Linked DNA regions of Homo sapiens: region 1 is linked to region 2. A link is a loop called in an ENCODE intact Hi-C map of the cell type or tissue named here. Cell type or tissue: GM12878. All regions are shown on one strand.

Region 1 (8,000 bases), 61 kb after region 2:
TTGTAATTTATCTTTTGACACTTTGTGTCCCCTAAAACGAAGCCATTGTAATAGGTGGACAGTGTCTTCTCTGCATTTTGGTAGGGAGGATAAGCACAACAATAAATCACATACTGAATTAGAGTAGATTCATTTGGAAATTCAATGTCATCTAAATCTGGCTTTAGTATTTGAGAAAAATAAGTAGGACTTTCTGAGTAGCCCTGGGGTAAGACTGTCCACATGTATTGGTGATTTGCCCAAGTGAAAGCAAAAAGATACTGGCTATTTTGCTCCACAGGTATACTGAAGAATGCACTACATAAATCAGTAACAGAGAAGTGGCTGGCAGTGATAGGAATATTGGACAGTAAGGTGTGGGGGTTAGGAACAACAGGGTGTCTAGGAATTATTATTTTATTTATAGCTCTTAGGTCTTGAACAAGTCTCCAGCTTGTCCCATTTGGCTTTTTAACTGGGATAATTGGTGTATTCCAAGGGCTGGTGCAGGGTATTATAAGTCCTTTGTCTAAATCGTCCTGAATGACTGATTTGATTCCTAGTAAGGCTTCAGGTCTTCGGGGCTATTGCCTTACGTTTGGCAGGGGTTTGGATTTACTTAGGGTTGGCTCTATAGGGACTGCTGACTGAATTCTACCAGTATCTGTGGAAGAGTTTGCCCATAGGGAGTCTGGTACCTTAGGTAAGAAAGGCTCTAATTCTTCCTGTCCAGAATCTTGATTAACTTTCACAAGCATAATGTACATGTGGGCTTTTGTAAGTCTGCATCTCCCAAGTTGAGAATCATTTCTCCCTTCTGTGAAAATGAGATGTGAGCATTATGGGTCTCTAGGAAATCCTGTTGTAGTAGGTGTATGGGGGTACTATCTACTATAAGAAAAAGGTGATGCCTCACTAGTCCTCCTAATTAAAATTGAAAGGGATTTGATTTAAAGGCTATAATAAGAGAGTTTGAAACCCCTACCATTTGGACTTTTTCTTTACTCCAAGGGAGAGGGTTTTTAATCTAGGTAGGGATGAGGACCGACAGTATAGCGCTGGTGTCGACAAAGGCTCTGGTATTTTCCCCATTTATGGCTATTTCTACTTCTCCTAAAGCATTAGTTAGAAGTAGGGGGGAAACCCTCTCTGTTCCCTCAGAGCATCCCTATTCTGGTTTTTGAGTTGTTCTGGTGCCTTCCTCTGGGGCCCTTTGCCCCCTTTGTGCAAGCACCCGTTTAAGTTTTTTGCATTCTTTTTTTAAAATATTCTTTCTTTTTGCAATAGTGGCAAATTGCTTCCTCTTGGGGTCGCTTAGATCTCTGGGGACCATGGGACCCTTGCAAACTCCCAACTTGGTTTCTAAGTTGTTTTAGTTGTAAACTCATAATTTTAGAGACTGTTTCCTTTCCTTTCTTTCTTTTTTTTTTTTTTTTTTGAGACAGAGTCTCTTGCCTAGGCTGGAGTGCAATGGCGCGATCTTGGCTCACTGCAACTTCTGCCTTCTGGGTTCAAGCAAGATTCTCCTGCCTCAGCCTCCCGAGTAGCTGGGATTACAGGCATGCGCCACCACACCCAGCTAATTTTTTATTTTTAGTAGAGACAGGGTTTCACCATATTGGCCTCCCAAAATGCTGGGATTACAGGTGTGAGCCACCGTGCCTGGCCTCCTTTTCTTTCTTAATGATTGTGACAGCTAGGTCAGCTAGGGTTGATGTCAGCTAGGGTTGACTAAGTGACTGGTGGGCAAGGAAGCCCAAGCCACATTATTCCTCTTTATTAGGGTTGCTAACTCCTTATCTAAACCTTGCATAAACCCAGAATTTAGTAAGATGTCACTTACTTTCCCCAAGGGTATTCCTGAAAACTGTTTGAATGTCTTTTCAAACCTGATATAAAAGTCAGGCACAATTTTGTTTGGGCGTATTTTACATTGTTTCACCTTTGCCCAATCTGTAACCGTGGAGAATATCTGTGGTACAGTTTCACAGAGGCGATTGCAGAGCTCTCCATTTCTGTCTTCCAGCTGCATCTATTTTGTCAAAATCTTCTAAAGGCTGTTTCCAATCTGCTACTCTAAATCATTCTTCAGCTTTGTTCTGGGGACCAGTAACTCAATCAGCTGACACATGTCAGAGAACCCTGGATCATAAGTCTTAAGTGTTAATTGGAATTCCTTAGCAAACTTAAAGGGATCTTCAGTCGGACTGGGGAATCCAGGTACCAGGGCCTTTAACTCTGATTTGGTCCAGGGGCTATACATTATGTTAGGATCCCCTCTGCCTGTAGGTTTTACCCTAAAAGGAGCAACTACTCTATTATTTTATCCAGCTATTTCTGGTCCCCCTGTGGCTTGAGGCAAGGGAGTAGGGGAGGGAGAAGGAAAAATGAAATTGTCTGGACAAGGAAGTTCAGAGAGAGCAGAGGGTCAGGAGGAGCAGAAGGGGAGACAGTTTCTGGAGCCTTCCTGATTTTAGAAGTGGCGAGACAGTTTCAAAATTTTTTTTAACTTCCTAAAGAGAGGCAAGCTTATCGTTTCCTCTTTTTGATGATTCTAGATGCCACCTAAGTACGATTCCCATTCATTTTCTTTGATTCGGGAGCCTCAGTTTTCTAATCTAGCACACAAGAAAACCAATTTAGGGACATCAAAAGTTCCCCATTTTGGAAACCTTAGACCTAGGTCATCTTTAGTAAGATCTTCCTATTTACATAAATACTCGCAAGTCAAGGCACCATAATTATTAAACATAAACCCAGCTGTGGTGCCCACTGGGGACCGCTCTCCTTGCCTTTCCTCTCTTTTGGAGGGTTTATTTGCTATCTCTCTCTTTTTTTTTTTTTTAAGAGCAATTGACCTGTGGCCTAAGGCTTTTGTGTGGTGGATCAATATGTGCTGCTTGTGGGCAGCACTTTACAGTGTTTCAACACTGAGTCGTTTCTACCCTCTTACGTGTCTCAGTTTCTCTCTTCAGAGGTCTGTCACCTCTGAGAGGGCTCAAAACACCAGGCGACCAGCCCTTATATGCGTTTCCTGGACAAGCCTTCTTAATATTTGTTGGGGAGTTTCCTGTAGGGCCGCTGCATGTTGCGGAGAGTCAACCTCCCAGACACTCCCACGAGGCCCCTGGTCACCCAGGGGCGCCTTCCAGCTGGGAGGAGCAAAATGCCCTTTCTCTTCAAAGCTGAGGAACTCACTCTCTCATTTGCTTATGAAAAATAATAGTTCAGTTCCTCACGCAAAGTGCACACAGACAAGCCAATTGAGATTAATTTTGAGAGAAAAGGCAATGGAGAATGACTGTTTTGAATACACCTCTGAAACCAAAATTAAGATTTTAACCAACTTCCTAGGAGAAAAGAGAGAGAGAGAAAAAAAAAACAGCTCAGAATAAATCAAGGACCATCAACCAAAATGGGAGGTCCAGGACTCAGGAGGACTTACCAGTTTCACCAGAGGAGAAGCTAGAACTTGGTGAGGTTTCACTGGGCCCCTGCTAGTACCTTAGCTAGGGTTTTAGGCAACTCCTTCAGGGTCCTGAGTCTTCTCTGTGGCCCCACGTGTTTGGGCACCAGATTATTGTTGAAGAGTCAAACACTGTAAAATATTTGAAGAGATTTATTCTGAGCCAAATATGAGTGACCGTGGCCCGTGGCACAGCCCTCGGGAGGTCCTGAGAACATGTGCCCAAGGTGATCAGGGCACAGCTTGGTTTTATACATTTTAGGGAGGTATGAGACTTCGATCAAATACATTTAAGAAATACATTGGTTTGGTTCAGAAAGGCAGGACAACTCAAAGGCAGGAGGCGGGGAAGGGGACAGTAGGGGCAGGGAGGTACTTCCAGGCTATAGGTAAATTTAAACATTTTCTGGTGACAATTGGTTGAGTTTATCTAAGGACCTAGGATCCACAGAAAGGAAATGTCCAGGTTAAGGTAAAAGATTGTGGAGACCAAGGTTCTTTTGAAGTCTTATAGTAGCTGCCCTCAGAGACAATAGATGAAAAATATTTCCTATTCGGATCTTTAAAAGGTACTAGACTTTAGCTAATCTCTTCAGGATTGGGAGGACCTGGAAGAAAAAGATCTAGCTATGTTAATAGAGATTCTTTACAGATGCAGGTTTTCACCCTACAAAGGATGGCTTTGCAGGGACATTTTCAAGATATGGCAGAGAAACATGTTTTGGGATTAAATATTTTGATTTTTTTGCCTGTCTTATAATGTTATGCCAGAGTCTGATTGGAAAGTAAGTCATGACATATAGGGTTAAATAAAACCCATCTGATGAGAATTTATGGTTTGTAGGACATGACTCCCCAGATCTCTTAGATAGGAATTTGGGCAAGATTTAAAAAAAAAAAAAATGAGAGCTTAGTCCTCAATGGCTTTTCTGGGCTTTTATTCACAACACCTCTGACACCAAAAGTATAGGTTTTTTCTCCCCTGCATGCCAACCAATTCTCTGATTCTCTGAATACCAACTGGATGTTCTACAATTAAATTCTGATACTACCCAGAGTTAGTGGAGACCCCACAGGTCTTAACCCCATTTTGGATGCCAGTCAAAAGTATTGAGTCCCTGCCAGGCATGGTGGCTCACACCTGTAATCCTAGCACTTTGGAAGGCCGAGATGGGAGGATCACTTCAGCCCAAAAGTCAAGACCAGCCTGGGCAACATAGCAAGACCCCATCTCTACAAAAAATTTAAAAAATTAGCTGGGCATAGTGGCAGACACCTGTAGTTCTAGCTATTCAGGAGGCTGAGACAGGAGAATCACTTGAGCTCAGAATGTCTAGGCTGCAGTGATCCCTGATTGCACCACTGCACTCCACCCTGGGTGACAGAACAAGACCCTGTCTCTCTCTCTCTCTATATATATATATATGGTCCCCAGGTTACCCACACTTATATCTAGCTACAAATTGGGTAGTCTCATGATCCCTACCCCCCAGTTCAATAATATGCTAGAATGGCTCATGAAGTAAAGTTCTTTACTTACCAAGGTATGGAGGAGGAACTCCAAAAGCTTCCATGCCCTCTCCAGGTACACCACCCTTTCAGCACCTCAGTGTGCTCGTCACCTTGGTAGCTCTCTAAACACTGTTGTTTGGGGTTTTTATGGTGTCTGTCTCATGTAGGCACCATTGATTAAATCATTGGCCATTGGTGATTAACTTAATCTCCATCTCCTCTCCTCTCCCTGAAGGTCAGCCTATAGTACTGAAATTTCTAACACTCAAATCATGCTTTGGTCTTTCTGACTACCAGCCCCATCTTGAAGCTATCTAGGGGCCCCCAGCCACCACTCATCTCATTAGCGTACAAAAGACACTCTTATCATGAGATTCCAAGGATTTTAGGAGCTGTGTGTGAGAAACCATAAACAAAGACCATACATATTTCCTATTGTATCACAGCTTCCCATCACCTGAAGTATGAAGTCCTAATGCCTTATGACATCTCACGTTGACTATAAATCACCTGGACTCCTCTTCCATGAGACTAGACTTAAATTTATATAAACACCCTCTGTACTATTTTTGTACTTTTGATATTCCCTCTGCTTCAAAATATTCCTATATTTCTTATGAAAATCCTAGTACAGATGCCATTTCCTTCATGAAACTCTTAATTCCTCCTGTCAGACTTAATACGCACTCAAATACCTGAACTAAACATTTTCTCTTTTTTCTGTGTCACTTGGACTGTCTGAATTAAACCTTTTCTATTATATCTTTGACCTTTTACTTCAAATTGTAGTTCATTGTGTATTGCTGGGTCTCAGAAAACAATACCCCAAAATGAAAGCTTCAAAAGCAGAAGTTTTTCTGACCTTCTGCCCCCTGCTCTCCTGTCTCTCAGTCTCATTCTCCCCTAAGGCTAACCATAGCAACTAGAATCCCTCTTCCCCAAGGCAGGTCATAGAAACCAGAACTCCTTGTCCCCAAAGCCAGGCATAAAACCTAAGAGTATTACTCTAACATTCCCTCTGCCTTTGTGTGTAAAAACTGGCCATAAAGAAATTATCTGACCTCCCTTATTTGACTGTAGGCCATAACACCCTGGTTCCACAGAGGGTCCTGTCCCACACCCAGAAGGAAGGAATGCATGCTCAGAGAGGCCAAGAAGAGTTTAGACAGACAGGCCTTGCTGGGTTTCTCCACTTAGTCTATTAGCTTTAGATTCTTTGGTGTTAGACCCTTTTTATCCAATCATATTTCTTTTTCTTTCTTTTTTTTTTTTTTTTGAGACGGAGGCTCGCTCTGTTGCCCAGGCTGGAGTGCAGTGGCGCGATCTCCGCTCACTGCAAGCTGCGCCTCCTGGGTTCAGGCCATTCTCCTGCCTCAGCCTCCAGAGAAGCTGGGACTACAGGTGCCTGCAACCACGCCTGGCTAATTTTTTGTATTTTTAGTAGAGACGGAGTTTCACCATGTTAGCCAGAACGATCTCGATCTCCTGACCTCGTGATCCGCCTGCCGGCCTCCCAAAGTGCTGGGATTACAGGCATGAGCCACTGCGCCCGGCCTCCAATCGTATTTCTATACCTCTTCCATAGTTTGTTGAACCTACACACAAAAATGGAAAATTTCCCCTGTATCTTTGGTTCTCCATTGTAAAGGCTTCTGTGAATACAGGTTAAATAGATTTGTCTGCCTTTTCTTCTATTAATCTGCCCCATGTCAGTGATTTTTTTCAGTGAACTTTCAGAGGGCCCTTGGCCCCTACAGTATGTGGCCCCTACAGTATGTACATCTCTTCCACACTATCATGAGTTTATTTTAGGTGTAGACCGTATATAGAACACAGGCACAATTTTATAACTTAGCATGTAGTCATCTTTGCTTTCAACTTTTAGTTAAATTTTATAATTCACTGGGCAGACCAATTGAGCATTTTCAAAAATTGCTCAGTTCATCTTTATACTACCCCTAAAAAATGACTAGAATAATTTTGCTTCACAGATCATAAAAGCACAGGAAAAAGTTGCTTCTTTATACATGTTTCCTGAAATCAGCAATGTAAACAGAAATGGAACCTTATATCATCTATAGTAAATTATTCTCAATAATTAGAACTGTAATGTGTGCCGTCAGTATTTTTTTTTTTCCAAGACAGGGTCTGGCTCTCTCACCCACGCTGGAGTGCAGTGGCATGATCTCGGCTTACTGCGACCTCTGCCTCCCAGGTTTAAGTGATTCTCCCACCTCAGCCTCCCAAGTAGCTGGGACTGCACACACATGCCACCACACTCGGCTAATATTTGTATTTTTTGTATAGTCAGGGTCTCACTTTGTTGCCCAGGCTGGTCTTGTACTCCTAAGCTCGAGGGATCCACTCGCTTCAGCCTCCCAAAGTGCTAAGATTACAGGCATGAGCCACTGCCCAGCCCATTAGAATTCTTTTTGATGAAGCTTGTTATAGGATAGTAATATGGGTTAGCAATATTCACTGCATCCCTTAGGCTGGGCACAGTGGCTTACGCTTATAATCCCAACACTTTGGGAGACCAAGGCAGAGGATCACTTGAGGCCAGGAGCTCACAGTGAGCCTGGGCAACATAGTGAGACCCCATCTCTACAAAAAGTTTAGAAGAAAACAACAGGCCAGGCGCAGTGGCTCACGCCTGTAATCCCAGCACTTTGGGAGGCGGAGGTGGGCAGATCACCTGAGGTCAGGAGTTCAAGACCAGCCTGACCAACATGGTAAAACCCCATCTCTAATAAAAATGCAAAAATTAGCTGGGCGTGGTGATGGGCACCTGTAATCCCAGCTACTCGGGAAGCTGAGGCAGGAGAATCACTTGAAGCCAGGAGGCAGAGGCAGCAGTGAGTCGAGATCGCGCCACTGTACTCCAGCCTGGGCAACAGAGTGAGACTCCGTCTCAAAAAAAAAAAAAAAAAAAAACAATAACAACAACAAACACATCCCTTACTTTGTTCCATTCTTATGTTCTTCCCACCAGCCAGTAAGTCATCATTTAGAAGTGCCTGTTATGTGCCAGGCACAATGCTAG
Region 2 (8,000 bases):
AGGTGGGCAGACCACCTGAGCCTCAGGGGTTCAAGACCAGCCTGGGCAACATGCTAAAACCCTGTCTCTAAAAAAAAATACAAAAAATTAGCCGTGTGTTGTGGCATGTGCCTGTAGTCCCAGCTACCCAGGAGGCTGAGGTGGGAGGATGTCTGGATCCTGGGAGGCGGAGGCTGCATTGAGTCAAGATTACTCCATTGTACTCCAGCCTGGGTGATAGAGTGAGACCCTGTCTCTCACACACACACACACACACACACACACACACACACAAAGTTAGGATGGTTTCTTAGAAAAAAGGTGTAGGGATTTTTTTCTTCTTGAGACAACAATGCTAAATTAATATGGAATCTTTTCAAGTTTAGTAAACAAAGATAAACCTTCTATTTGCTATGATTGGTTGGTAAAATGAGTATCTTTCACACTGACAAGTTACATAATAATACTTTAAATAGTGTTTTATGGACATTGTTTTATCATATCCTTACAATGATACTGTGAAATAAGTAGGGCAGCTGTTAAAATCCTTTTTAACAAATGAAAAGGCTTGAGAAAAAAATTACTTGCTTTTTAGCTCACATGAGTAATTTGTAACATAGGCAAGGAGAAAACAAACTTACATTCCAGTTTGCTGTTCTTTTTGAAGACCACATAGTCTTCGTAGTCTTTAAATTATTGTGTATTACAACTGCAGGATATGGTATTAGGTATAACAGCTAATGTATTGGATGGTATGTCTTTGGAAGTTAGAAAGAAGTGCAGCTGATAGTGGCTCCTCTGGAGCTGATGTAAGGGGCTTTGTTTTGTTTTGTTTGTTGTTGTTGTTTCCTGACCTTATATGATTTAAACTTTGACATCAGTTCTAATGTTCGTGATGCTTTGTAGACATAGCCTGTCATTGGTGGTTGTATACATAGACCATCCATCACTTCCACCTTGGTTTTATTCTGAATTTAAGATTTATTTTCAAAGATAAACTAAAATTTACTTTCTGTTTGGCCCCTAGGATTAGTAAACTTAACCTGCTTTTTGATTACTGCTCATACTCTTGTGGTAGGACTTTTTAAAATAATACTTTCTTCTTGTTGTTTTACGAGCCATTTGTAGATGAGTGATATATAGTGGTTTATTGGGGTGATTGGGGACAATGAGTTTTTGTTGTACCTTGCATTCAAGTATATTTACTTATGCCTATAAATCAGGTATTATCACCTCTCCTTTTTCAGATGTCAGTCCATCAACAGTGTATGCTCTTTACCATTTGCATTTCAAGAACCACTTGGAAACTTGGAAATAATCCTTTATTTTTGCTAGTCATGCCTCTGTCGTAATGTTCCAAGAGGCCTGGGCTGCTTTGGAGAGGCTTGTCTGGCTTTGCCTGCCCCCTGCCTCATTTAACTACAATAGAATAGCTCATAAGATGCTCTCTGCATAAGATTTTATTTGAAGGAAGGTATCTATATTTAACTTGGGAAACAAATAGCTTAGGTAGAATTATAAACGAGATGGTAATATTGCCAAATAAATGGGATACACCCTGCCCAGCTCCTTCCCATTCTGTCACACAGTGCATAGGAGCAGTTTTGTAATTAGTAAACTCTATGTGGCCATGATCTTTGGAATGGTATGTATGGGATATAACTTTTATTTCCATTAATATATATTTATGATTATGAAAGTCTTAGATATGGTAGCTGCGAGAGGTATCATTTTACTGGTTATTAGTCTTATTCATATTTGGATTAGAACTTTATGGATTTCCTTGGGCAATTAGGGAGATAACTTTTAATGGTTTACATTTTGCTCCTTGGAGTTATGATGTTACCCAGAAGTCTCAAAGCCCATCATGGGGGAGGGAGAAGCCAACTGAAATATACATGGCTCTGGCCCTAATAGCCATTTTAGTTGGAGGAGCTCCAGTTTTATCTGTTAAATTAGTGGGATTCTACAAAAAATTAGTTTGAAAGAAGATTCTGGGGGTAAAATAAAATTTGAAACCACTGGATTAGTAGAAAGATCTAGGAGTTAGAAGACTTATGTTCCAGTTTTGGCTGTCACATTAACTAGTTTTGTACTGTTAGATAAGTCACTTAACATATTTTTCTCAGTTTTTCACATATAAAACAGAACTAATTCGGTCTGCCTCACAGAGTTGTCCTTGGATAGTGGTCTTAAAAACTGGTGAATCAGTCTGGGCATGGTGGCTCACTCCTGTAATCCCAGCACTTTGAGAGGCCGAGATGGGAGGATCACCTGAGGTTAGGAGTTCAAGACCAGCCTGGCCAACATGGTGAAACCCCATCTCTACTAAAAATACAAAACTAGTCGGGCGTGGTGGCATGCACCTGTAATCCCAGCTACTTGGGAGGCTAAGGCAGGAGAATTGCTTGAATCCAGGAGGCGGAGGTTGCAGTCAGCCGAGATGGCGCCATTGCACTCCAGCCTGGGTGACGGAGTGAGACTCTGTCTCAAACAGCAACAGCAACAAACAACAACAACAACAAAAATAACCAAAAAACGATGAATCAAAATGTATTAAGTAATGAAGATATTGTTAATAATAGCAGCAATACTCCAATAACTGAGAAATTGAAAATGGCTTTGAATTTTGTTGTAGAATTTATCACAATAACGTATGGCTTTCTTTTTTCCAATTTTCTGTTATCTAGGCATGATTGTTTCTTTTTTAAATGTTTTATTTTTTGATATTTTATTTTTTATCATTTATTTATTTATTTATTTATTTTTGAGACGGAGTCTTGCTCTGTTGCCCAGGCTGGAGTACAGTGGCACGATCTTGGCTTATTGCAACCTCAGCCTCCTGGATTCAAGCAAATTCTCATGCCTCAGCTTCCCAAGTAGCTGGACTTACAGGCATACATCACCACGCCTGGCTAATTTTTGTATTGTTAGTAGAGCCGGGGTTTCACCATGTTGCCCAGGCTGATCTTGAACTCCTGACCTCAAGTGATTTGCCTGCCTTGGCTTCCCAAAGTGCTAAGATTACAGGTGTGAGGCATCACTCCTAGCCTGTTTCCTTATTTTTTTAATGTTAGATTTGTTGGCCACCTTCCTTAAAATTTCATTTCTAATGAAAGACAGTTTATGTATACTCATATACACAGCATATATAGTTGTGTGTATGTATTTTGAAAAACTTATATTGATTTTCTTTTACAGTTTCTAAGAACGTAAGTAGATAAATGAAGCTTAATTTGGAGAAAACTTTAACTTTCTCTGCCATTCCCAAGAGAAATCAAGCTCAGAATGCTTGCATTTATTTCCAGCCTTTGAAGGGCCAGAAAATTGTGCCTGAAAATTGGGTTAGCACATTTTCTGAATCTGACTGCTGTTAAGTTACTCTGTAGTTGGGTTGGATGCTATTTCCTGTCTTCTTTCCTTCAAGCAGAGAATATGCACTTCACATTTTTTAAGGAAACCATTCCTAGCTTGTATATTCATTTACATTCTACATCTTATGATTGCAAGGATACACATAAAGAGTAGGTCTTATTCAGAAAAGTCCTGGCAGTTGTCCCAGCCTTAAAGAGAACAAGCCTGTGCTCTTCCCTTTTACCTGATGGAATATCACTATGGCCTTTCTTTGAGGAGTTGATTAGCAAACTTGACTCAGAGAGGAAGTGAGAATAGCACATTGTGGTTAGGTGGTGCTGGCTGATTTTCTAGCTCTTGCACAGCATATGCCTCTTAAATATCAGGGGGAGTAAGCTGCTCTTGCATCATACCACCATGGTTGGATAGCCCAAGTTGCAATTTCAAGTATTGCTGGCCAGTTTCTGGTACGTAGTTATGGAAATATAGGAAAGCACAATTCTGTCTGACGAAGGAACATATATATCTGCTTGTGGAGTATTAAGTGTGAGATATGCCAGGTAGTATTTTCTATCTTTTGGAAGTTAAGAAAATTAAATACCTGAAAAGAAGTGTTCTTTTTTCTTATTTAAAGCTCTTTCTACTAAACACAAATATCCTTAGAACCAAGAATTCCATAGGAACTATGAAACCTAACTGGTCAAGTATTTTCTGGCATAGTAACATGTAGTTTTATTGCCCAAAGGCCCTCCTGGGAAAAATTTATATAGCTAGCAATCCCTTTGATAATCATACCAATAGCCATTTGTTAAGAGTACCGCTTAGCTGGGCACGGTGGCTTATGCCTGTAATCCCAGCACTTTGGGAGGCCAAGACTTGGGGGATTGCGTGAGGCCAGGAATTTGAGATTAGCCTAGTCAACATAGAGACCCTGTCTACAAAAATTACAATAATTAGCTGGGCATGGTGGCATGTACCTGTAGTCCCAGCTACTTGGGAGGCTGAGGTGGGAGGATTACTTGAGCCTAGGGAGTTGAGGCTGTAGTTGGCCATGATTGCATCACTGGCACTCCAGCCTACGTGACAGAGTGAGACTCTGTCTCAAAAAATAAAAATAGAAAAAGTACCTATTATATGCCAGTTCTTAAAAAATGTATTTTAAGGTAAATAAATGAAGACAAAGGTCATACAAGTTAGTAGCAGGGCCAGAGGGTTGAGTACAATTCTCCCTGGTGTAAAACTCATTTTCTTTCCCTATGTTCTCAGTGAAAAATCATTTATAAAATATATCTTTTACTTTTCAGAGTATAGTTTCTCTTGAAAACAATTTATGTGAAGTGAAACCTACTTGTATTTTTCATGGTGAAATTAGACATAATATCCCTAAAAATGAAAACCCAAAAGACAAAATATTTCAGGAAGAAAATTAAGGTTGGAGTTCTTGGAATTATATATCACCAAGATCAATTTGCCTTGCTTGAGGATTTTAGTATACACCTGTCAGTTTACTTTTTGGTTGTGTCATAGTCTTTAGTACAGGAATTTTTCTTTGCCCCCTTCCCCCCTCCCTTTTATTTTTGGAGACAGTCTTGCTCTGTCACCCAAGCTAGAGTGCAGTGGCGCGATCTCGACTCACTGCAACTTCTGCCTCCTGGGTTCAAGCAGTTCTCGTGCTTCAGCCTCTTGAGTAGCTGGGATTATAGGTGTGCACCACCACACCTGGCTAGTTTTTGTACTTTTAGTAGAGATGGGGTTTTGCCATGTTGGCCAGGCTGGTCTCAAACTCCTGGCCTCAAGTGGCCTGCCCACCTTGCCTCCCAAAGTGCTGGGATTACAGACATGAGCCACTGTGCCTGGCCTTTTTCTTGCCCATTGGTCACTGTTTTCCTCTTCACACTGCTGTACTCTACCCCCAGAACATTACGAGGATCTTATCAGTCCATGCCACCAGAAACTTTGCTCTTCCTCTAGATATTCATGACTTATACAGGAATGCAATATTACATTTAGTCAGTAGATGCCATCATCTAACATATAATATGTTTCAGACTGGAACTTCTTTAATTCGTGGCTTTAGTTTATTTTAAATTAATCCATTTCTACTCTCTAGATTAAAAATCATGAATCTCTTGATTTGTTAATAATGAAAACTACTTGTGGTTTTTTTTTCGCTCAATAAATTACATTTGTAAAGTTGATGTGTGTTTTCTTTTGCCAGTTTTATTAATAGAAAAGTAATCATTGAGCTGTTTTTATGCATTTTGTTAGTATTTTGAGATAGGGTCTCACTCTGTCACCACGTTGGAGTACAGTGGTGCTATCATAGCTCACTGCAGCCTTGACCTTCCAGGCCCAAGCAATCCTCCTACCTTAGCCTCCCAAGTAGCTGGGCAAACTTGGCCAATTCTTTCTGTGTTTTGTGTGGAGATGAGGTTTCACCATGTTGCCCAAGCTGGTCTTGAGCTCCTGAGCTCAAGCCATCTGCCTCCCTGTCCTCCCAAAGTGCTAGTGTGTCCGGAATTGGTGGGTTCTTGGTCTCGCTGACTTCAAGAATGAAGCCGCGGACCCTCACGGGTGAGTGTTACAGTTCTTAAAGATGGTGTGTCTGGAGTTCGTTCCTTCAGATGTTCAGATGTGTCCGGAGTTTCTTCCTTCCGGTGGGTTCGTGGTCTCGCTGGCTTCAGGAGTCAAGCTGCAGACTTTTGCTGTGAGTGTTGCAGCTCATAAAGGCGATGCAGACCCAAAGAGTGAGCAGCAGCAAGATTTATTGTGAAGAGTGAAAGAACTAAGCTTCCACACTGTGGAAGAGGACCTCAGCGGCTTGCCGCTGCTGGCTCTGGTGGCCTGCTTTTTATTCCCTTATCTGGCCCCACCCACATCCTACTGATTGGCCCATTTTACAGAGAGCTGATTGGTCCATTTTACAGAGCACCGATTGGTCCATTTTACAGAGAGCTGATTGGTCTGTTTGACAGAGCGCTGATTGGTGCATTTGCAAACCTTTAGCTAGACACACAGCGCTGATTGGTGCACTTACAATCCCTTAGCTAGACACAAAAGTTCTCCAAGTCCCCTACCCGATTAGCTAGACACAGAGTGCTGATTGGTGCATTTACAAACCTTTAGCTAGACACAGAGTGCTGATTGGTGCGTTTGCAAACCTTTTGCTAGACACTGAGTACTGATTGGTGCATTTACAATTCTTTAGCTAGACAGAAAAGTTCTCCAAGTCCCTACCCAACCCAGAAGCCCAGCCGGCTTTACCTCTCAATGGCACTCTCCGGGGGACTTTGTGGCACCTAGCCTGGGCACTCCGGCAACCCAGAAGGAGCTTGTGCCCCGATCAAGCCCAGCAGGTGCTGGCGGGCCGTGCCGAGTGCAGGGCCCACTGAGCCCGTGCCCACCCGGAACCCGCGAGCGCCGAGCGCAGCCCCGGCTCCCGCCCGTGCCTCTCCCTCCACACCTCCCCGCGAGCAGGGGGAGCCGGCTCTGGCCTCAGCCAGCCCCGGCGACGGGCTGAAGGGCTCCTCGAGCGCAGCCAGAGCGGATGCCGAGGCTGAGGAGGTGCCGAGAGCGAATGAGGGCTGCTAGCAAGTTGTCAACTCTCACTAGGACTACAAGCATAAGCCACCACACACCCGGCCTCTTTTGTGCATTTTGTATGCTGCCATTGAGGTAATGGTGCCACTAGTAAAAGCAACCCTTTGATGTAGATGAGATAGTAGGTCAGTTACAGCCTTTGTCTCTGAAGGTATTTACAAGAAATTGAAATAACGTCTTTTATTTTTAAGGCCAAACAATACTTCAAACCTATTTTTTCTGTGACGTTTTAAACAGTTGAGAAGATTGTCTAGTATCCACTAACTTTGGACTAAGGAACTCTGAGTCTACAGTCTTTCACCCGCTAAATACACATTGTTTTATTCAAAGATGCCAAGTCCTATCATCATCTTGAGATTTGTCCATGAGTCAGACTTTGGAAATACCAGCTAAGCCAGTGACACTGGATATAGCTTCAGGCAAAGGGAATAGCTTGTACCTTGGCCAGGTGGAGATTAAACAAGAACAGCAGTTACTATTCACTGAAGATACTTCTACTTAACTAATGGCTAGGGAGTCTAGGGGTGTCTCTTTAAAATATCAGACTTGAGTTCATTGCTATTTCATATTTCTTTGTTAGCTGCCCTTCCTTCAGTTCTTTACATTTTTATTTTTTAGGACTAAACCTTGTTGGGAGTCATTTTTCAGTCTCATAAGGAAGAAGGAAAAGTCTTTAAATTTTTGTTGTTGTTGTTACAGGTATGAGCCACCAAGCCCAGCCAGGTCTTATTCCTTTTTGCATCACAGGTGCTTATGACAGTATTAGGCTTAGTGGTGCCATACATAAACTTGTCGCATTAATGGACAAACTGAGGATCAGGTGTTAGGAGAGGCAACTAATTCTGGGTAAGGATTTGCCTAACTGATTCTCTCCAGAATATTAGTTCCCTAAACTAATAACTCTCCTCTAAAATCTTGCTAACTACCTTGACTAAGTACAGATTGAAAGAAGAATATTAATGATGAATATGAAGAAAGTTAGCTGTTCTGAGAGAGGATCTTGTATAAATTTACAAGATCAGTGGTAATTTGCTTTTTGGTAACCATGAGAACATTAAGCCATTTGT

The links. A loop is a pair of places that touch in the nucleus more often than their neighbours do. Peaks named below come from ENCODE experiments on the same cell type or tissue, not always from the same donor. Only the 100,000 strongest peaks of a DNase experiment are listed, where the experiment ranks them.
Region 1: it touches region 2 in a loop (4-fold over the local background); 2 of 110 quality-filtered maps call a loop at or near these places.

The regions. Positions count from the first base shown.
Region 1 is chr2:62,096,764-62,104,763 of GRCh38, forward strand. The region is part of intron 2 of COMMD1 (copper metabolism domain containing 1); the gene reads left to right. Among named protein-coding and RNA genes, the nearest start is that of B3GNT2, 95 kb to the right of the region's middle. RefSeq lists an enhancer at 2,698-2,987. In GM12878, no CTCF peak of the experiment used is centred here; a DNase peak (open chromatin) is centred at 3,168; H3K4me3 peaks cover 1,400 bases; H3K27ac peaks cover 2,382 bases.
Region 2 is chr2:62,035,818-62,043,817 of GRCh38, forward strand. All of the region lies in intron 2 of COMMD1 (copper metabolism domain containing 1), which reads left to right. Among named protein-coding and RNA genes, the nearest start is that of COMMD1, 130 kb to the left of the region's middle. In GM12878, no CTCF peak of the experiment used is centred here; a DNase peak (open chromatin) is centred at 3,674; H3K4me3 peaks cover 597 bases; H3K27ac peaks cover 2,551 bases.